Regions from separate parts of the Homo sapiens genome. Here regions 1, 3 and 4 are each linked to region 2. Evidence: chromatin loops called from intact Hi-C (ENCODE). Cell type or tissue: OCI-LY7. All regions are shown on one strand. Links, peaks and the distances in the headings refer to the core of each region. The heading gives the core; the rest is flanking DNA. Region 1 holds the start of PDSS1 (decaprenyl diphosphate synthase subunit 1). Region 2 has its middle 100 kb from the start of APBB1IP. Region 3 has its middle 16 kb from the start of FAM238A. Region 4 has its middle 13 kb from the start of PDSS1.

Region 1 (5,482 bases), core at 383-5,382, 360 kb before region 2:
GCTGCAAATTTTCCAAACGTTTATGCTCTGCTTCCCCTTTAAATTTAAGTTCCAATTTCAGATCATCTCTCTCAGGCTCAAAGTTCCACAGATCTCTAGGGTGGGGCAAAATGCCACCAGTCTCTTTGCTAAAGCATAGCAAGAGTGACCTTTGCCCAGTTCCCAGGAAGCTCCTCATCTCCATCTGAGACCACCTCAGCCTGGACTTCATCGTCCATATCACTTTCAGCATTTTGGTCAAAGCCATTCAACAAGACTCTAGGAATTTCCAAACTTTCCTACATCTTCCTTTCTTCTTCTGAGCCCTCCAAACTATTCCAACCTCTGCTTGTTACCCAGTTCCAAAGTAATTTCCACATTCTCAGGTATCTTATATCAATGCCAACTACTTTGGTACCAATTATCTGTATTGGTCCATTCTCACACTGCTATAAAGAAATTACCCATGACTGGGCAATCTATAATTATAGGAAAGAGGTTTAATTGACTCACAGTTCTGAATGGCTGGGGAGGCCTCAGAAACTTAGAATCATGGTGGAAGAAGGAGAAGGAGAAACAAGCACCTTCTTCACAAGGCGGCAGGAGACAGAATGAACACAGGAGGAACTACCAAACACTTATAAAACCAGCAGATCTTGTGAGAACTCCCTATCATGAGAACAGCATGGGGGAATCCACCCCCATGATCCAATTACCTCCACCTGGTCCCTCCCTTGACCCTCCCTGGTCCCCAAATATAATTGGGGATTACAATTCGAGATAGATGTGGGTGGGCACACAGAGCCAAACCATATCAGGAGGTCTCACTAAGTGGCCCAGGCTGGTCTCGAACTCCTGAGCTAAAGGGATTCTCCTGCCTCGGCCTCCCAAACTGTTGGGATTACAGGCGTGAGCCACCACGCTCAGCTAAAGAGAAAGTGCTGGGTAAGAATCAAATACATGGCCGTGTGCCAATCCTCAAGCGGGGTGGGGGGGAGGGGGGAATGGCTTGAGTCCAAGAGTTCAAGACCAACCTGGCCAACACAAAAAGTCCCCGTCTCTAAAAAAATAAATTAAAAAAAAAAATCAAAGATATATTGAGAAGTGATTTGGCACGATCACATGCACACTGGTTTTTATTGTATTACAATATTTGTTCACACTACTAGTGAAGTCAGAAGAATGTACAACCATTAGGAGGTAGTAGAGCTCTGGTGGAGAGCAAGACGTGGCTTAATTATTGCCGCTCTTTGTCCCTGTGGCTTAGTTATTGTAGTTCTGTGTCCCCAAGGACTATCAGGCCCTAAGAGACTTGAAGTAACCAAAATACACATGCCTGAGGCAGACACCAGAATGCTAACATATTAACATATAGTGAAAGGCATCACTGACACACACATCAGAAATACATGATCTTGGCATCATGAGTCCACAGAATTCCTCCTTGTCGTCATGCAGACGGGGAGGCCATAAAGCATATTCTCTCCAGAAAAGCACACTTTCCCTGGCTAAGGTTGCTTGGTGGGCAAGAAACTTTTTTAAAAAGAAGTGTCAGGCCAGGCGTGGTGGCTCACACCTGTAATCCCCGCACTTTGGGAGGCCGAGGAGGGGGTGGATCACTTGAGGTCAGGAGTTCCAGACCAGCCTGGGCAACATGGTGAAATGCCGTCTCTACTAAAAATACAAAAATTAGCTGGGGGTCGTGGTGTACGCCTGTAATCCCAGCTACTTGGGAGTCTGCAGCAGGAGAATCGCTTGAACCTGGGAGGTGGAGTTTGCAGTGAGCCGAGATTCCGCCACTGCACTCCAGCCTGGGCGACAGAGTGAGACTCTGTGTCAAAAAAAAAAAAAAAGAAGAAGAAGAAGAAGCATGTAGTGGCATAAGAGGGTGGATGCACCCATCTCTTCAAATACTGGCTTCTTCTGTGGAACTAGAAATATCTGAAGTCTGGAGAGAACAGTCCTGAAATGGATCACAGCAAAGCCTACCTTCCTCCTCTAAGCCTCTTCTCCCACATGCCCCTCACCCCCCATATTCTGTTCTCTTTACTCTCTAGCATTGTCTAGTTGCCCAGCTGCCACTTGGTCTCCAAACGTCTTTTTTGCTTTAGATTTTTTAGAGATAGGGTCTCACACTGTTGCCCAGGCTGGAGTGCACTGGCACTATCACAATAAACAGCTCACTGTAATCTTGAACTCCTGGGATCGAACAATCCTCCTCCCTCAGGCTCCTGAGTAGGTAGAACTACAGGCATGCACCACCCCACCTGGTGAATTTTTTCTATTTTTTATAGAGACAGAGTCTTGCTATGTTGCCTAGGCTGGTCCCAAACTCCTGGCCTCAACCGATTCTCCCACCTCAGCCTCCCAAAGTGCTGGGATTACAGGTGTGAGCCACTGTGCCTGGCCCAAGCCTTGTTTTGGATAATTTGTGATACGCATCTACTTTGGTACAAAGTAGATATTTATAAGTGTTATATATTTCATACTGGGAAATGATGTTTGATGAGAACACGGACACATAAAGTATACCAAATCTGAATTAAAAGAGTACTAAATTCAAATAAACTTAAGTAACAGTGAGTCCATAGATTTTGCACGGTTATGCTAATAGCATGGGCCTACCCCATGGCACACTGAGAATCATTACAAAGCGCAGAAGGGCTCACAGTGTCCATTTACAGGGGCTAAACTGACCAGAAAGGGAGAAAAAGGAGATCGGAACCCAAAGGCAGCAGAGGAGACCCTGAAAGAATGGGCTATCGCTGAGATTCTGACTTTAGATGACTCCAGGGTTTCTCTCCTCCTGACGGCCTCGGGCCTTTCTCCTTCCAGTGTCATTCCAGCCCCATCCAGGTGTGCTCTCCTCCCGAGGCCACTGCTGGACAACTAAGGTCCGGTCCACCCTAGCACCAGCCCTGCATTCTCCACAAGACCTTTTCGGACTATTCCGAGGCCGATTCGATCCTCCGTTTCTCGGAGAGAGCTCTGAGCACTTTGGCTCTAAAATTTCAGGCAAGATCTGTCTTCCTCTAACTCCAAAGTAAATAGCTGCAGTCGCTCTCCAGGCTTAACCTTGTCCATATAGCAGCGGTCAATCTGATCGCTCCTGCGCTTCCCCCAGGACACGGATCCCACCGCTTTCTCCACCCCCCAAAACGCTCCCGGGGTCCCCAGGACACCGCTTTCTGCAACCCCGTGTAGGGCGCCCCTACTTCAGTCCAACGCGCGGCTCCGTCCCACCGCGAGCACCCCTCAGCTCCGGAGTCCCACCCCGGAGCTACCCCGGAGCTACCCCGCGCGCCCCCGCGTCGCGACGCACGTGCTCCCCGCTCCCATTCATTCCGCCCACTGCTGTCATTGGAGCCGTGACCTCTGAGCCCCGCCGGGCGCGCGCCTCCCAACCTCACCTGCGCGCGGACTTCGGCAGCGGCGCTCGGCCCCAACGGTCCCGCACGGCCGGGGGAGCCGGGCCCGGGGCTCCGCGCCGCCGGCTTCCAGGAGCAGCCGCGCCGCCACCGCCACCAGCGCGAGGCCATGGTCGGAGTCTGAAAGTCGCGGCAGGGCGGCGGCTCCGCCTCTGGCCCGCGATCCTCCTCCCGGGACCCGGAGCCGGAAACCTGGCACAGGAAGCGCTTCGGCCAGGCCCGGGAGCGCGGTTCGCTCTTCCTCGCTTGCGGTCCGGCTGCCGGCGCGGACACTTCGGGTGTCTGCCCGTCTGCAGCCAACGGGGACTGCAGCCGCTCCCGGGAGGCGACGGGGCAGGGGCGTGCGGAGACCTGGTCTGGGGACCCCGAGCGTAACCTTCCCCGGGGCGAGCCTCCTATCCCCACCTCTTCCCGGAAGCTGTGCAGGGAGACTGGCCACGCCTGCAGTCATAGCAAAAATGTCCCTGTGGGGACCTTTTATTAGCAAGAAATACTACCGCGCGCCACCCTTGCAGCCACGAACTCTTTTGTTCTGCGTGTTTAGGCAGAAACATAACTCAGAGAATGGGGTTCCCGCTCCGCAGCCTAAGCCGGAGGCGACGGTTTCCGCTGCTGCTTCCCTTGGCAGTGACCTGACACGCCCTGGTCGGCTGCCTTTTGCAATCTGTTCTTGAAGGAAGTTCCAGCCCATCGCATCTTCCTAGAAACAAGTCCGACCACGATCAGGGTTGTTGTGAAATAGTAGCTAAATTAGCCGGGTCTCGTGACTTTTGGACTCTCCCCTCCAAACGCCTTATAGGTATAGTTTGGCAATCTTGCTCACACCTGGGTGTGAACCTGCGTGTACCCAGCCCGGGAGATATTGGAGTCTGTACAGGATTAGTACCCCTTATGGGTTAGAAAGGCCTTCTTTCCTTAGCTCTAAGGCCAGATCTACTGGTGCTAAGAGACAGCGTGTTCCGAACAGAAATTAAGTGATATAAACATTCAGCGCATGCACTCAAACACACAGAGCCAGTGAGATAGGGGGTAAGCATTAGAGATAGAGAAATGCAATTTAGTCCTCAAAAAATTCACTCTAATGAGGAAATAGACCAGCAAGTAGGTAATTGCAGTTCTCTGATTCATGTATTTTCTTGTTCTTGGGTTAAAGAATGCGGTAGCCTCATAGCTGGGTACATTAATTTCATATTTAATCGTGTGGATTTTTTATGGAATGAAGACATCATAGACTATATAAAGACATCTATGAAAATAAGCCAGTTTGATGGTGTTTTTTCCATCTTGAAGAATAGTATGTAAAAATATGCAAAGCTTTATGAGTAAAGATTGTTAATATGCACCTGTAGCTTATCTTGGTTTAGATTAGGTTTATATATTAAGAAACATTCATAAGGTGGAATTTGCCAAGTAGAGTGTAGCAGTAAGCACTTGGGTTGTACTTGATCCTATGACTAAGACATTATCATTTGCCCTTTTTTGTATATAAAGATAAGGAAACATATAGAGGAAATACCGTATGGTCAAATAAGTATCACACTCAAGCTCACCCAGTTGTCAAGTATGTCACTACACAATTTTGTCAGACCATGTTCGTTTAGAGATTGCTTGGCCACATTAAAACAGAAAACATTGCTCTTAAAAAGATGCTGTAGGTCGGGGGCACAGTGGCTCAGCCTGTAATCCCAGCACTGTGGGAGGCCGAGGCAGGTGGATCACTTGAGGTCAGGAGTTTGAGACCAGCCTGGCCAACATGGTGAAACCCGTCTCTACTAAATATTCAAAAATTAGTTGGGCATGGTGGTGCATGTTCTGTAATCCCAACCACTTAGGAGGCTGAGGCAAGAGAATCACTTGAACCTGGGAGGCAGAGGTTGCAGTGAGCCGAGATTGTGCCACTGCACTTCGGCCTAGGTGACAAAGTGAGACTCCGTCTTTAAAAAAAAGAAAAAGAAAAAAAGATGCCGTAGTATTGCAAGGCTAAGTAGGGACAGCAGCTGAAGTTCCTCAAGACTTCCAACGTTACTGTATAGCTAAACTCTTGAGAAAAAACAGTAAGCTACCAATTGGACATA
Region 2 (5,482 bases), core at 205-5,204:
GCTTGCGCGGGTGAACGACAGCAGCTTGGCCAACAGGAAAAGGCTACGTGGGGCCAAGTATGTTCAACATGGAGGCTCCATCTTCCCTTTTCTTTGTCAACCATGTGTGCAGTAAAGAAGCCGACATGGTGCTGGCCAGGTAAAGAGTCTATTTGCATAATAAAATATTAGAGTGAGGCAGCCAGCTTCTTCGCATGCTATGTAAACAGCACACCTGGCCCAACCAATCTCTTGAGTCCTATGTAAATAAGACACCACCTCCTCAAGCTTGGCTATAAAACCCCATGCATTTCACCTCAGAACCAGAAGACCCACTCTGGCACCCCTCTGTCTGCAGGAGACAGAACTATTCTATTTTTTTCTTTCTTTTGCCTATTAAATCTCCACTCTTATACTCACTTCTTATGTATTTGTGTCCTCAATTCCCCTGGTGTGAGATGATGAACCTTGGGTATTTACCCCAGACAATGATTCTGCTTCAAGAGTTTCCATAAAGGCAATACTTTTATAAGTATTGACACATTTTATTAAATGCAATATAATGCATCTACCAGTAATGTTTTATTTTGCTCAATATGTGGCTTAAAGACAGTTTTCCATTTTTTAGATCATTCATCAACATTTGAGGATCCAACTGTGTTAATGGTCACCTTTACTAACAGTAATGTACAGCATCAAATAAAATTCCTGTCCCTTATGAGTTTCTGAGTATTGTCTTCTGTGTAAACATTGGTTATTCTTATTTATTTCAATTATTTCAACTTTTATATTCATAAAATATTTATCAGCACCTACCATGTGTCAGGCACAGTGTGGGTACATGAATATAATAGAGCATAATCCCAGGCCTCAAAAAACCCACAGCCTGAGGAGGGAAACAGCCAAATACACAAATAAATTGCTCACATGCTTAGGTGTTTGCAACCATTCAGGCCTAGGCACAGAACAGGCCACACCCTGTACTAGTATACTCTGTGTAGTGCGTTGGGGAGTCCAACATAGTTGGAGAGGCTGGAAGAGGAAGTGGTGGGTGACTTGGGGCTTGGAAAGGAGAAATTGTCAAGAGCTTAGGTTGGAGAGATAAGAAAGAACTGGATCATAAAGGGTTTGTATGTCATGCTCGGGAATTTGGACTTAGTTTTGCAGATGTAAAAAGTTTTAAGGAGGGCAGTTATAGGACACTTTGGTGAGAGAGTGGGAGATGGTGTGAAAGGTGGAATGTTGGACCAGGAGATTAGCTCTTTGAAAGTATCATTATTCAGCCAGGTGCGGTGGCTCACACCTGTAATCCCAGCATTTTGGGAGGCCGAGGCGGGTTCATCACCTGAGGTCAGGAGTTCGAGACTGGCCTGGCCAACATGGTGAAACTCCATCTCTACTAAAAATACAAATAAAGAGATAAAAAAAACTAGCAGGGTGTGGTTGCGTGCACCTATAATCCCAGCTACTCGGTGGAATCGCTAGAACCAGGGAGGCGGAGATTGTGGTGAGCTGAGATGGCACCACTACACTCCAGCCTGGGCTCTGTCTTAAAAAAAATAAAAATAAAATAAAGAATCATTATTCTTTTTTTTTTTTTACATCTAACTTTATTGCACAGGCTGGTCTTGATCTCCTGGCCTCAAGTGATTCTCCCGCCTCAGTCTCCCAAAGTGCTGGGCTTACAGGCCACTGTGAGCCAGACCAGTATCACTATTCTTGATGGTTAGAGAAGTGGGAACCAGTAAGAAACCTATTTTGATATGCATAAAAACACATACTCCATTGATATATTTATGAAAATTACATAGAGTTTTGGAAAAGGGTATTTTAAAGGCTGCAGTGAAACTCTTAGGAGAAACTAGAAGTGAAACCTTTTAAAAGCACATTTTGAGTTCTTTCATAGTAAAATGTATTACTCAGATTAATTATGTGAAAATTTGAATTTTTAATATTCATGGATTTCAATTTTCCCAAAGCAGGGTTTGGATGAGTAAAAGCAAAGTTGGAGCAATTCAGGCCTAGAAACTCCAAAGCAACTACCATTACATTCAATCCCATTCAAACAAGGCACATGCTTAGAGGGTTTAAATGTGCTTGTTAAGAAACAAAAACAAAACTCTGGATTTAATATAATTTTTAAAAGATATGATTTTACAACTCCTTTTTTGGGGGAGGCATTTAAAAAAATCTATTTTGAAAATATATAGGACAAAAAATGGAAGAATTTAAGCTTTCCACACTGATGTGAAAAAGTATAAGGGTTAAGGTGATGTCACCAAAATGGCAGAGAAGAAGTAATCTGACTTCACTCTCCCATACAGAAAATGAAACAGAACTAGCCAGTGTAAAGATCATCACCACCAATATCCAAGAACTCAAAACCGAGGCTGTGACAATCCCTGGAGACACAAAGACGTGAAAAACTGCAAGCAGAACATACGATAAATTGATTTCTCTATCCATAATAGCCTTCCTTCAAACTGCGAGGCACTTCCTGGAAATGTCACCCAGCACTCACGCTTTCAGCACCGGAAAAAGGGAGGTCAAGGTGGACAGCCATCTTCCCCAATATCTTGAATTCCTATGCAGGAAAGCTGTTCCTGTCTCAGCCCATGGGAAGCATCATGAGTGTCTGCAGCCAGAAGGACCCTGAGGGCATCTGGGAGCTAGACAGAAGAGGTGGGGCAAGCAGCCCCAGTGCATACAACTTGGGAGCTGCTCTCCATCCCGGGCAAAGAGATGCCAAATCAGAGAGGCAGTTTGGCAGCACCATGCTGTAGGAGGTGCACTGCCTGGATCCTTGAGGGCACAAACCCCTAGCCAGCTTTCCCACCCAGCCAGGGAATCCCCTCTGGGACACCTTCTTTCCAAGATCGGCAGTGCTTTGAAAGGCTGCAAAAGCTGCGGCAAACCTGGTCTTAGGGCACCATCTAGTGCCAAAAAGGAGGTAGTGATCTAGTGCTAAGGGAATTAACAGGCAAATTTCACGGGTAACCTCTAAACACACATATGCTAGTAAGAGCAAAGTAACACAGACAGCAAAGACTGGAAAAAATAACGAATCCTTCAATGCGAAGACATAGTTGTATGTTTATAATAAACAACAGCAAATAGGGAACCATGACCTCCTTAAACGGACAGAGCAAGATTCCAGTACTGACCCTAATGAAATAGTGATATGTAAGTTCTCAGATGAAGAATCCAAACTAGCAGTTTTGAGGAAACTGCAAACTCCAAAATAACATATAAAAGCAATTCAGAAATGTATCAGAGAAATTTAACAAGCAGATTGAAATAATTTTTTAAAAAATTAAACAAATTTTAGAACTGGGAAATACATTGGCTGAACTGAAAAATGCATCAGAAGGTCTCAACAGCAGAACTAATAAGGCAGAAGAAAGAAGTAGTGAGCTCAAAGACAGACTATTTGAAAATGCATAGCCAGTGGAGAAAAAAAGAATAAAAGGAATAAAGAATTCCCATGAAATCTAGAAAATAACCCCAGAAGAGCAAATCTAAGTCATTTGCCTTCAAGAGGGAGTTGAGAAAGAGCAAGCAGCAGAAAGTTTTTTCAAGGAAATTAGAACTAAAAAAGAATGTTTTCCTACAATGTATTTTATTGGAGAATACCCAAATAATGAAATATCCGTTGTTTAATTTAATATAACTTTAGATTCGAAATTATGGCAAGTTTGTTTATGAGTATTCCATTACATTTATCTACTTATTTTAATCATTTACCTAGATTATTTATGAAAACTGCAATAGTCATCATTTAAAGTTATGAAACCGCCATTGCAAAATTGTAACTGAGACAGTGAAAACGACCTGACCTAACTGACTTGTTTCTAGCCTCCAAGCTATTCTTGTTCATTAACTTAGCTTATAGTTTAGCTTTGAAACAAAGATAACAGTCCTTTCCCAGAACAAACTTCCTTCATGTCTGTGGACTAGACTGCCTAAGGCCACAAGATTATAAGTTAGGATATTTTTACTAAATAATTCAAGATTTAGCTATCTCCATTAAACCAATATTAATGTTTCATTTATTAGAAATTACACAAGCAAAGATCATTCTGTTTTGGGATAAATTATAGTTTTGTAGCTTCTATGCCAAATTTTGACACCTTATAGTATTTGGTAGAGATAAGTATGAAATTGTGTGATCAATAAATGCAAACAAAAATGTATGTCGGCAACTCTTAAGACATCTCTAATATTACTTTACCAATAATTTTTAAAGCTAGCTTGTTTATTAAAGATTTTCTTTTAGTCACATAACTTGAAAAAGCATTTGACTAGTCTTTTCTATTTTTCTGTTAAAATATTTAAGCACTTTTATTTTTCTTTGAGCCAATTAATCAGAACTCTTTTATATATTTTCAATAGTGAAACATGGTGTACACAAGACATAAATACATAGACATATTAGGCATGCCAATAGAAAACCATTTTATAGATTTGTAAGACCTCCTTTCTCCTATCTTTTAACTGTATCTTTGAGTTCCGGGCAGAGCCCACACTGAATCCTGGGTTTTCAAAAAGGTAGAAGTATTATGAGGTTAGACCATGTGATGCTTTTACAGTGCACTTTAAAAATTTTTTTTCCAAACAAAGACATTTCTAAGTGTCTAAATTACACTTTCTCTTAAAAGCCCCAGAGTAAGATCGCGCCACTGCATTCCAACCTGGGAGACACAGCGAGACTCCGTCTCAAAAAAAAAAAAAAAAAAAAAAAAAAAGCCCCAGAGTAGCTTCTGTTGAAATAGCTATTAATGAAGAAAACAGAATTCAGTTAACTGAGAAGAAAAAACTTTTGCTCAAAAAGACAAGGTCCTAGGAGAGAAATAAACAAAAACAAAAACAAAAACATGAAGGCCTTTTAAATACAAACACACCCACATACATATACACATCTTAGATGTTAGCTTTCAGTTAAGCTGACTCTCAACCACTGAGCTTCTAAAAAATATTTTTCCTTCCCAGAGGCCTCCCAGCAGGAATGGACCCAATACCTTCCATTTTCAAGTTTACATGATATCAAAGGAAATAAGACCAATACACAAATAAGTGGAGGCAAAGTTTGGACAACATAAGGGGGAGTGCACTGGGCAAAAAGACTCAAAACCAACTCAAAACCTGATCTTAACCAAAATGCAAAGTGGGTGTACGAGCGAGCCCTATTTCTTCCCACGGTCGTACCGGACAAATGGCTTATCAATCCCAGATAGGAAAACAATAGGCTCCTGTCATACAATCTGGTTAACTCACCTTTTGAGCATGTCTGCTCTTGATCTCCGTTCTTCCCCAGTAGTGAAAGAGATGTGCATTTTTTACCCACAGGACCCTTCAAAAGGGTTCCCGGGAAAATCTCACTGGCAGCTGCTGGGATCCTCCTGAACACTGTCTGGTCACAAGCCTCTGGCTGCTGGACACAGCACCGTCCTGGTCTCTCCTGGCTGGCATGCCACATTCTGTTTCCAGGCCAAACTGAGGGTTA
Region 3 (5,482 bases), core at 318-5,317, 270 kb before region 2:
GTAAATTAGTTATTTTTCTGATAATCTCAGGGACTATTTTATTTTTTATTAAAATAATTTTTTAAAATAAATGTTTCTCTTTTTTTTTTTTTGAGGTGGAGTCTCACTCTTGTTGCCTAGGTGGGAGTGCAGTGGCATGATCTAGGCTCACTGCAACCTCAGCCTTCCCAGATTCACGTGATTCTGCTGTCACAGCCTCCTGAGTAGCTGGGATTACAGGCGCCTGCCACCACACCCAGCTAATTTTTTTTTTTTTTTGTATTTTTGGTAGAGATGGGATTTCACCATGTTGGTCAGGCTGGTAGAGACGGGATTTCACCATGTTGGTCAGGCTGGTCTCAAACTCCTGACCTCGTGATCCACCCACCTCAGCCTCCCAAATTGCTGGGATTATAGGTGTGAGCCACCACGCCAGGCCAATAAATGTTTCTCTTTAAGGCGCAGTAGTGCTGTGTGCTGCAGAATCATGGTTCAGAGTTGGATCATTAGAAATTTTGGCTCATTTTAGTGAACTAGATTTACTGAGGTTAGAAAATTACATTTTTGTTTGTTGCTTGTTTTATTTTATAAGTCTATGATTGATGACCAAGAATTTAAGAAAATTACATTTTTTAAACTATGAAAGTGACCATTTTCCCCCCGCTTTACTCAAGTATAATTGACATTAAAAATTGTTTACATTTAAGGTGTACAATGTGATGTTTTGATATATGTATATGTTTTGAAATGATTACCACAATGAAGCTAATTAACATATACATTACCTCACATAGTTACTTTTTTGTGGTGAGAATACTTAAGATCTGCTCTCTTAGCAAATTTCAAAGGTACAAGGTGTTATTATCAACCACAGTCTATCCATTTGGTCTTCAGGACTTATTCATCTTATAACTGCAACTTCGTGTCCTTTGAACAACATCTCCCCATTTCCCCTACCTCATCGACGCTGCTCACCACCATTACACTCTCTATTTCTATGAGTTTGACTTTTTTAGATTCCCCATATAAGTGAGATTATGCAGTATTTGTCTTTCTGTGTCTGGCTTATTTCACTTTAACATAATGTCCTTGAGCTTCATCCATGTTGTTGCAAATGGCAAGATTTTCTTCTTTTTTTAAGTCTGAATAAGAAATTACATTTTAAAAAATTGTACAAGACAGTTGGAAAAAATGCTTATTTATGTGCTGTGAAGTTGAGTATTTTCTGTTTTCTTATAAATAAAATACAATATTTCAAATAAATATTTGTAACATTTTCTATTGTGCTTAATGCCATGTAGGTTTTTTAGGAGATTAGAAAAAGAAGTATAAGACCCAACAGTCCCGTTTCTCAAAAAACTTATAATGTAGGATGCACCCCAGTTACGGATGAGGGCCTCCGTACCACTCATACACTGGGGAGGTACGGGAAGTGACTCAAATTGCTCAATTCTGTAGCCTCCAGAAATCCAAAACTCTCTTCCCAATTCCTGGGATTCCCCAGGTGTATCCTCTGTCTTGTGTCTCCCCTCTACCTGGACTCCAGCTTTGATATGTGTGATAGTACCTATTTCCTACTAGGCTGACCCAGATGTGAAACTCAGCCTCATCAAAAGGATGAACACAAACAGCAAACCAAATGCACACAACGTCTTTAAGAACAGAGAGCGTCTTGCTGAAGATTTCTGTAGGGAAGATGGAGGAGGAATTTTTTTTTTCAAAAGAGCAAAAGCAATCAATTCTTCCCCTTTCATACAGTGGGGCTTCCATCATTCTCCGAGATTTTGGTACCTGCTGGCATGTGTGCTTACAAAATCCCGTCTTCTTCAAGCAGACTTAGCAAGATGTTCCTTCAAACAAAAAAACCTTCTTTACGAGGAGTTCTGTTTCCATTTTAAAAGTTAATGTAGTTTTTAAAAGTTATTGGAAATACTTAAGAAAAAATGCCTTACACAAACTAGGATCATTTAGAATATGGATCCTATATTAAAGTTTTCAGCATAGTAAATACAGATTTGGACCAGGAAGAATATGCGAACAAAATGAAGGAAATGTATAAGAGCAAAGAAGTCATCGCACTTGTCACAGCTGCTCTGTCTCTTACCTCAGCAACATTTACTGAGCTTCTGGTCATCCTGGCCCGTGGAGAGTTGTCTACTTTCACGAGGCATTATTTCTTTTTTTTTTATTTTTTATTTTGTTATTATTACACTTTAAGTTTTAGGGTACATGTGCACAATGTGCAGGTTAGTTACATATGTACTCATAGGTGGGAATTGAACAAGGCATTATTTCTAACTACCCATTTGCTTTCTGGGTCAGTTCTGCCTGGATTCACACCATGTCACTGAAATTGCTCCATCTAGTGGTCATGTTTCAGTTATAGTTCACGGATCTCCCTAGCATTTAATGCATATGATTAAGCACTTCATCCTTGACATGCCTCCACTGGCTAATATGACATACTCTCATATACAGTGTATGGTGTGTGTATATACATATGAGACATAGATAGATATTAGACAAATGCTAATCTACACTTACTATTTTAACTGGGTTTTAGTGATTTCCAAATCATATCTACAGCTGAAATTTGCTTCCAGATTTCCTCTTATTCAGTGCAGTCCATGCTAGTGGTTAGGCAGGTAACTAGAATAGTTGGTTAAAATGAGAATAGAAAGTATGATACATTTGCACTTTATATATTTTATTTATTACATGTTTGCTGAATCCTGGTACAACTTTAAATATTTTAACCTCAGACATTTGCCAATTTTTTGTCACCTCATGTGTGAAGCCTTAAATGACCTACCACAAATAATCATTCTCTGCTCTGTTATCGCTATTCATTTTATATAATTCTGGTATTGCATTTATTATAATGTAACATCATGATTTCTTCATATGTTCTTCTTCCCTAGTAGAGCATGTACTCTTTGAGGTCTGGGTTCTGGGTCTTACCATTCTTTTTCCTAGCACTTGCCCAGGGCTTAGCATACAGTAGGTACAGCAGGTACCCAATGGATGTTTATTGAAGTAATCAAATTTGTAACATAAGGTAGAATCTCATATGATCTTAGAAACATATTTTCATTTTTGATTGATATTGAAGAAATATTGCTTTTTGGCTGTTTTGGCAGTAAAACCTTATTCTTCAAGTTTTAACATCTTGAGCCTGATCTAATGAATTCATAGATGTCGAGGGATTTAGGTACCTGGATATTGGATGCTGTGTTCTGAGGGACACCGATACTATGTCCTTTTTATCTCCAGGGGATTATTTGACTTCATCATAGAGCAACATTATCCCTCGATGGATGTCAAAGAACCTAATAGATACGTGGGAAATATTTATTTATTTGTTTTTTAATTTTATAATTGCAACTTTTATTTTAGATTCAGGGGAAATGTGGAGGTTTATTACATGGACATATTGCATAACCCTGAGGTTTGGGGTATGACTGATCCCCTCACCGAGGTAGTGAGCATAATACCCAATCGTTTTTCAACGCTTCCGCTCCCCAGAAGTCCCCAATGTCTATTGTTGCCATCTTTATGTCCATGAGTACCCAATGTTGAGCTCCCATTTATAAGTGAGAATATGCAGTATTTGGTTTTCGGTTGCTGTGTTAATTCATTTAGGATAATGGCCTACAGCTATATCTATGTTGCTTCAAAGGACATGATTTCATTCTTTTTTTTTAAATTTTTTTATGTTATTATTATTGTACTTTAAGTTTTAGGGTACATGTGCACAACGTGCAGGTTTCTTACTTATGTATACATGTGCCATGTTGGTGAAACTGGAAACCATCATTCTCAGCAAACTATCGCAAGGACAAAAAACCAAACACCGCATGTTCTCGCTCATAGGTGGGAATTGACCAATGAGAACACATGGACACAGGAAGGGGAACGTCACACACCGGGGACTGTTGTGGGGTGGGGGGAGGGAGGAGGGATAGCATTAGGAGATATACCTAATGCTAAATGACAAGTTAATGGGCGCAGCACACCAACATGATTTCATTCTTTTTTATGGCTGTATAGTATTCCATGATTTATATGTATCACATTTTCTTTATCCAACCCATAGTTGATAGTCACTGACTTGATTCCATGTCTTTGCTATTGTGAATAGTGCTGTGACGAACGTAGGTGTGTTGTTGATAGAATGATTTGTTTTCTTTTGGATATATACCCAGTAATGGGATTGCCGGGTTGAACAGTAGTTACGTTTTAAGTTCTTGGAGAATCTCCGAACTGCTTTCCACATGGCTGACCTAATTTACAACCCCACGTGGTAAGCATTTAAAGAGGAAAGGCAATTCTCTTGTTTTCTCTCGTTGGCCTGCCAACACTGGAGATTACTGCTTAGAATTTAAAACACTAAAGCTAGCAAAGGAAGTGCAGAACCATTAGAATATTTTGTTACAGGAAGTTAAGATGCACCACTTCTTAAACAAGGCATAGACAAGGCAGTTATTTTGCTTAAAAGATGCCTAGAAAAAAAGAACAGGTGTTCCTACATCCTGACAGTATATGTGATTTTTTTGAGCAGCATTTATAACTTGATCACATACATTCTTTCGTCACACATTACATATACCAATATTTCTATCATAGTAGTTCTAAAGTAAACATAATACATAATAGCAAAATATGTTTTTCTATTCTTGTGGAAATTTTTTGCTCTTCCTAAAGCTTTTCCATTATTTTAACTGTCACCGAGAAGGGAATTCCATTATTTTTCTTGGTGACACATTCGAAGTTTAATAACTCACATTGCTGAAAGTTAACTCCCTTGTGCTGAATTCTGTTGCTTTTACTTTGGTTATTGGCCATGGAGAAGCTTGACCATGATACTGTGTCTAAGCCTCTTATGTATTGTTTCTGGATGCATAATTTTACTTTTCTGGATTTTTCTTACCTGTACTAATTTCCACTCCTTTAGTCATCTTTTGACCCACCTTTGAAGTTTTCCTATATGCTTCTTGTGACTTATCAGAGGATCCTAAAAGAGCATACATTGCTAAAAACCCGAGAAATCTCTAAATTTCATTTTAGGATTTTTTTTTTCTATTGTGGTATCTGAGACAGCACAACTTATTGTCTTGTGGAAGTCTGTTAGTTTTTGCTTGTGGTAAGTTATCTACAGATATTTCATTCTTCTGATGAGAAAGTAGAATTTGTTGAAGTAGAAGGCTTCGTTTTTTGTGAATTTAAAAAATTCCTATTGAGCTTCTTAGCATTTGTAATACAGAAGTTTCTCCCTTATCTGCATTCTCTTTCCACAATTTCACTTCCCTGTGGTCAACCATGGTCTAAAAATATTAAATGCAAAATTCCAGAAATAAGCAATTCATAAGTTTAAAGTGCTCACTATTCTGAGTAGCATGATGAAGTCTTGCTCCGTCTCGTCTGGGATGTGAATTCTCTCTCTGTCCAGTTTATCCATGTTGGAGACACTCCCTGGCCATGAGTCACTTCATCCCATGAGTCA
Region 4 (5,482 bases), core at 354-5,353, 350 kb before region 2:
TCACTGCAACCTCAGCCTTCCTGAGTTCAAGTGATTCTCCTGCCACAGCCTCATGAGTAGCTGGGATTACAGGCGCTCACCACCACACCCAGCTAATTTTTTTTTTTTTTTTTTTTTTTTGTATTTTTGGTAGAGATGGGATTTCACCATTTTGGCCAAGCTGGTCTCAAACTCCTGAACTTGTTATATATCTGCCTTGGCCTCCCAAAGTGCTGCGATTACAGGCGTGAGCCACTGCACCTGGCCAATAAATGTTTCTTTTTTTGTTTTGTTTTATTTATTTATTTATTTATTTATTTATTTGAGATGGAGTGTAGCTCTGTCGCCCAGGCTGGAGTGCAGTGGCGTGATCTTGGCTCACTGCAAGCTCCACCTCCAAGGTTCATGCCATTCTCCCTCCTCAGCCTCCTGAGTAGCTGGGTCCACAGGCACCCCCCCACCATGCCTGGCTAATTTTTTTTTTTTTTTTTTTTTTTTGTATTTTTAGTAGAGACGGGGTTTCACCATGTTAGCCAGGATGGTCTCAATCTCTTGACCTTGTGATCCGCCCGTCTCGGCCTCCCAAAGTGCTGGGATTACAGGCCTGAGCCACCACGCCTAGCCAAATGTTTCTCTTTAAGGTGCAGTAGTGCTGCATGCTGCAGGATCATGGTTCAGAACTGGATCATTAGAAATTTTGGCTCATTATGGTGAACTAGAGATACTGAGGTTAGAAAATTACATTTTTGTTTGTTTGCTTGTTTTATTTTGTAAGTCTATGATTGATTACCAAGAATTTAAGGAAATTGCATTTTTTAAGCTATGAAAGTGACTATTTTTCCCCAGCTTTACGCAGGTATAATTGACAAAAATTGTGTACATTTAAGATGTACAAGGTGATGTTTTGACATATGTATACGTTTTGAAATGATTACCACAATGAAGCTGATTAACGTATGCATTACCTCATATAGTTACTTTTTTGTGGTGAGAATACTTAAGATCTGCTCTCTTAGCAAATTTCAAAGGTACAAGGTGTTATTATCCACTATAGTCTATCCATTTGGTCTTCAGGACTTATTCATCTTATAACTGCAACTTCGTGTCCTTTGAACAACATCTCCCCATATCCCCTACCTCATTGACCCCTGGTCACCACCATTCCACTCTCTATTTCTATGAGTTGGACTTTTTTAGGTTTCCCGTATAAGTGAGATTATGCAGTATTTGTCTTTCTGTGTCTGGCTTATTTCACTTTAACATAATGTCCTTGAGCTTCATCCATGTTGTTGCAAATGGCAACATTTTCTTCTTTTTTAAGTCTGAATAAGAAATTACATTTAAAAAAATTGTACAAGACAGTTGGAAAAAATGCTTATTTATGTGCTGTGAAGTTAAGTATTTTCCATTTTCTTATAAATAAAATGCAATATTTCAAATAAATATTTGTAAAATTTCCTATTGTGCTAAGCACCATGTAGGTTTTTTAGGAGATTAATAAAAGAAGTATACAACCCAATAGTCCCGTTTCTCAAAAAACTTATAATGTAGGATGCACCCCAGTTACCAATGAGGTTCTCCATACCACTCACACACTAGGGAGGTGGGGGAAGTGACTCAAATTGCTCAATTCTGCAGCTTCTGGAAATCCAAAGCTCTCTTCCCAATTCCTGGGATTCCCCGGGTGTATCCTCTGTCTTGTGTCTCCTCTCTACCTGGACTCCAGCTTTGATATGTGTGATAGTACCTATTTCACACTGGGCTGACCCAGATGTGAAACTCAGCCCCATCGAAAGGATGAACACAAACAGCAAACCAAATGTACACAACGTCTTTAAGAACAGAGAGCATCTTGCTGAAGATTTCTGTGGGGAAGATGGAGGAGGGATTTTTTTTCAAAAGAGCAAAAGCAATAAATTCTTCCCCTTGGGTCATGCAGTGTGGCTTCCATCATTTTCCAAGATCTTGGTACCTGCTGGCATCTGTGCTTACAAAATCCCGTCTTCCTCAAGCCGACTTAGCAAGATGTTCCTTCAAACAAAAAGTCTTCTTTAGGAGGAGTTCTTTTTCCATTTGTTGAGTTAATACAGTTTTTAAAAGTTGGAAATACTTAAGAAAAAATGCCTTACACAAACTAGGATCATTTAGAATATGGATCCTATATTATAGTTTTCAGCATAGTAAATACAGATTTGGACCAGGAAGAATATGCAAAAACATGAAGGAAATGTATAAGAGCAAAGAAGTCATCGCACTTGTCACAGCTGCTCTGTCTCTTACCTCGGCAACATTTACTGAACTTCTGGTCATCCTGGCCGGTGGAGAGTTGTCTACTTTCACGAGGCATTATTTCTAACTACCATTTGCTTTCTGGGTCAGTTCTGCCTGGATTCACACCATGTCACTGAAATTGCTCCATCTAGTGGTCATGTTTCAGTTATAGTTCACGGATCTCTCTAGCATTTAATGCATATGATTAAGCACTTCATCCTTGACATACTTCCACTGGCTAATATGACATACTCTCATATACAGTGTGTGGTGTGTGTATATACATATGAGACATAGATAGATATTAGACAAATGCTAATCTACACTTACTATTTTAACTGGGTTTTAGTAATTTCCAAATCATATCTACAGCTGAAATTTGCTTCCAGATTTCCTCTTATTCGGTGCAGTCCATACTAGTGGTTAGGCAGGTAACTAGAATAGTTGGTTAAAATGGGAATAGAAAATATGATACATGTGCAGTTTATATATTTTATTTATTACATGTTTGCTGAATCCTGGTACAACTTTAAATATTTTAACCTCAGACATTTGCCAATTTTTTGTAACCTCATGTGTGAAGCCTTAAATGACCTACCACAAATAATCATTCTCTGCTCTGTTATCACTGTTCATTTTATATAATTCTGGTATTGCATTTATTATAATTTAACATCATGATTTCTTCATATGTTCTTCTTCCCTAGTAGAGCATGTACTCTTTGAGGTCTGGGTTCTGGGTCTTACCATTCTTTTTCCTAGCACTTGCCCAGGGCTTTACATGTAGTAGGTATAGCAGGTACTCAATGGATGTTTATTGAACTAATCAAATTTGAAACATAATAATGTAGAACCTCATATGATCTTAGAAACATATTTTGATTTTTGATTGGGATTGAAGAAATATTACTTTTTGGCTGTTTTGGTAGTAAAACCTTATTCTTCAAGTTTTAACATCTTGAGCCTGATCTAATGAATTCATAGATGTTGAGGGATTTAGGTACTTGGATATTGGATACTGTGTTCTGAGGGACACTGATGCTACGTCTTTTTTATCTCCAGGGGATTATTAGACTTCATCATACCGGAACATTATCCCTCGATGGATGTCAAAGAACCTAATAGATACGTGGTAAGTATTTATTTATTTGTTTGTTTATTTTTTTATAATCGCAACTTTTATTTTAGATTCTGGGGAAATATGCAGGTTTATTACGTGGGTATATTGCATAACCCTGAGGTTTGGGGTACGACTGATCCCCTCACCAAGGTATTGAGTAAAGTACCAAATCGTTTTTCAACCTTTCTCCTCCCCAGAGGTCACTAGTATCTATTAGTGCTATCTTTATGTCCAGGAGTACCTAATGTTTAGCTCACTCTTATAAGTGAGAATATGTAGTATTTGGTTTTCTGTTCCTGTATTAATTCATTTAGGATAATGGCCTACAGCTACACCTATGTTGCTGCAAAGGACATGGTTTCATTCTTTTTATGGCTGTATAGTATTCCATGATTTATATGTACCACATTTTCTTTATCCAATCCACAGTTGATAGGCACTAACTTGATTCCATGTCTTTGCTATTGTGAATAGTGCTGTGATGAACATATGAGGGCACGTGTGTTTTTGATAGAATGATTTGTTTTCTTTTGGATATATACCCAGTAATGGGATTGCCGGGTTGAACAGTAGTTATGTTTTGTTCTTGGAGAAATCTCCGAACTGCTTTCCACATGGCTGACCTAATTTACAATCCCACGTGGTAAGCATTTAAAGAGAAAAGACAATTCTCTGTTTTTTCTCGTTGGCCTGCCAACACTAGAGATTGAAGCTTAGAATTTAAAACACTAAAGCTAGCAAAGGAAGTGCAGAGCCATTTGAACATTTTGTTACAGGAAGTTAAGATGCACCACTTCTTAAACAAGGCATAGACATGGCAGTTATTTTGTTTAAAAGATGCCTAGAAAAAAAGAGCAGGTGTTCCTACATCCTGACAGTACACGTTATTTTTTGAGCAGCATTTATAACTTGGTCACATACATTCTTTCGTCACACATTAGATATGTCAATATTTCTATTGCAGCAGTTCTAAAGTAAATAAAATACATAATAGTAAAATGTGTTTTTCTATTCTTGTGGAAATTTTTTGATCTTCTTAAAGCTTTTCCATTATTTTAACAGTCACTGAGAAGGGAATTCCATTATTTTTCTTGGTGACACATTCGAAGTTTAATAACTCACATTGCTGAAACTTAACTCCCTTGTACTGAATTCTGTTGATTTTACGTTGGTTATTTGCCATGGAGAAGCTTGATCATGATACTGTATCTAAGTCTTTTATGTATTATTTCTGGATGAATAATTTTACTTTTCTCTATTTTTCTTACAACTACTAATTTCCACTCTTTTAGTCATCTTTTGACCCACCTTTGAAGTTTTCCTATATGCTTCCTGTGACTTATCGGAGGATCCTAAAAGAGCATACATTGCTAAAAACCTGAGAAATCTCTAAATTTCATTTTAGGATTTTTTTTCTATTGTTGTGTCTGAGACAGCACAACTTATTGTCTTGTGGAAGTCTGTTAGTTTTTGCTCGTGGTAAGTTATCTACTGATATTTCATTCATCTGATGAGAAAGTAGAATTTGTTGAAGTGGAAGGCTTCCTTTTTTGTAAATTTAAAAAATTCCTGTTGATGAGCTTCTTAGCATTTGTAATACAGAAGTTTCCCCCTTATCTGCATTCTCACTTTCCACAATTTCACTTCCCCGTGGTCAACCATGGTCTAAAAATATTAAATGCAAAATTCCAGAAATAAGCAATTCATAAGTTTAAAGTGCTCACTATTCTGAGTAGCATGATGAAGTCTTGCTCCGTCTCGTCTGGGATGTGAATTCTCTCTCTGTCCAGTTTATCCATGCTGGAGCCACTCCCTGGCCATGAGTCACTTCATCCCATGAGTCACTTGTAGCTGAGTAGTTCTATGGACCATTGCAGGACTCAGTGCTTGTGTTCAAGTTACCTTGATTTTAGTTAACAATGGTCCCAAAGTGCAAGAGTAGTGATGCTGGCATGTTTTTATAATTGTTCTATTTTATTATTATTGTTGTTAATCTGTTACTGTACCTAATTTATAAATTAAACTTTATCATAGGTATGTATAGGAAAAATCATAGTATATAGAGAGTTTGGTACTATCTGTGGTTTCAGTCATTCCCCTGGGGGTGTTGGT

What was found. Peaks named below come from ENCODE experiments on the same cell type or tissue, not always from the same donor. Only the 100,000 strongest peaks of a DNase experiment are listed, where the experiment ranks them.
Region 1: it touches region 2 in a loop (6-fold over the local background); 7 of 110 quality-filtered maps call a loop at or near these places.
Region 3: it touches region 2 in a loop (8-fold over the local background); 4 of 110 quality-filtered maps call a loop at or near these places.
Region 4: a loop joins it to region 2, with 10 times the contacts of the local background. A loop is called at or near these places in 6 of 110 quality-filtered maps.

Annotation. Positions count from the first base shown.
Region 1 is chr10:26,695,748-26,701,229 of GRCh38, reverse strand. PDSS1 (decaprenyl diphosphate synthase subunit 1) reads right to left here and starts at 3,529. Exons shown (of 12, transcript NM_014317.5): 1 at 3,390-3,529. The coding sequence starts at 3,518. RefSeq lists an enhancer at 2,474-3,362 and a silencer at 3,237-3,856. In OCI-LY7, for the core only: no CTCF peak of the experiment used is centred there; DNase peaks (open chromatin) are centred at 3,469, 3,579 and 3,989; H3K4me3 peaks cover 3,310 bases; H3K27ac peaks cover 2,342 bases.
Region 2 is chr10:26,332,691-26,338,172 of GRCh38, reverse strand. No RefSeq gene overlaps it. Among named protein-coding and RNA genes, the nearest start is that of APBB1IP, 100 kb to the left of the region's middle. In OCI-LY7, for the core only: CTCF peaks have their summits at 2,711 and 2,914 (motif pointing left); DNase peaks (open chromatin) are centred at 2,312, 2,902 and 3,352; H3K4me3 peaks cover 1,038 bases; H3K27ac peaks cover 1,012 bases.
Region 3 is chr10:26,603,427-26,608,908 of GRCh38, reverse strand. No RefSeq gene overlaps it. Among named protein-coding and RNA genes, the nearest start is that of FAM238A, 16 kb to the right of the region's middle. In OCI-LY7, for the core only: CTCF peaks have their summits at 2,152 and 2,351 (motif pointing left); a DNase peak (open chromatin) is centred at 2,388.
Region 4 is chr10:26,681,768-26,687,249 of GRCh38, reverse strand. No RefSeq gene overlaps it. Among named protein-coding and RNA genes, the nearest start is that of PDSS1, 13 kb to the left of the region's middle. In OCI-LY7, for the core only: CTCF peaks have their summits at 2,198 and 2,408 (motif pointing left); DNase peaks (open chromatin) are centred at 2,399 and 4,159.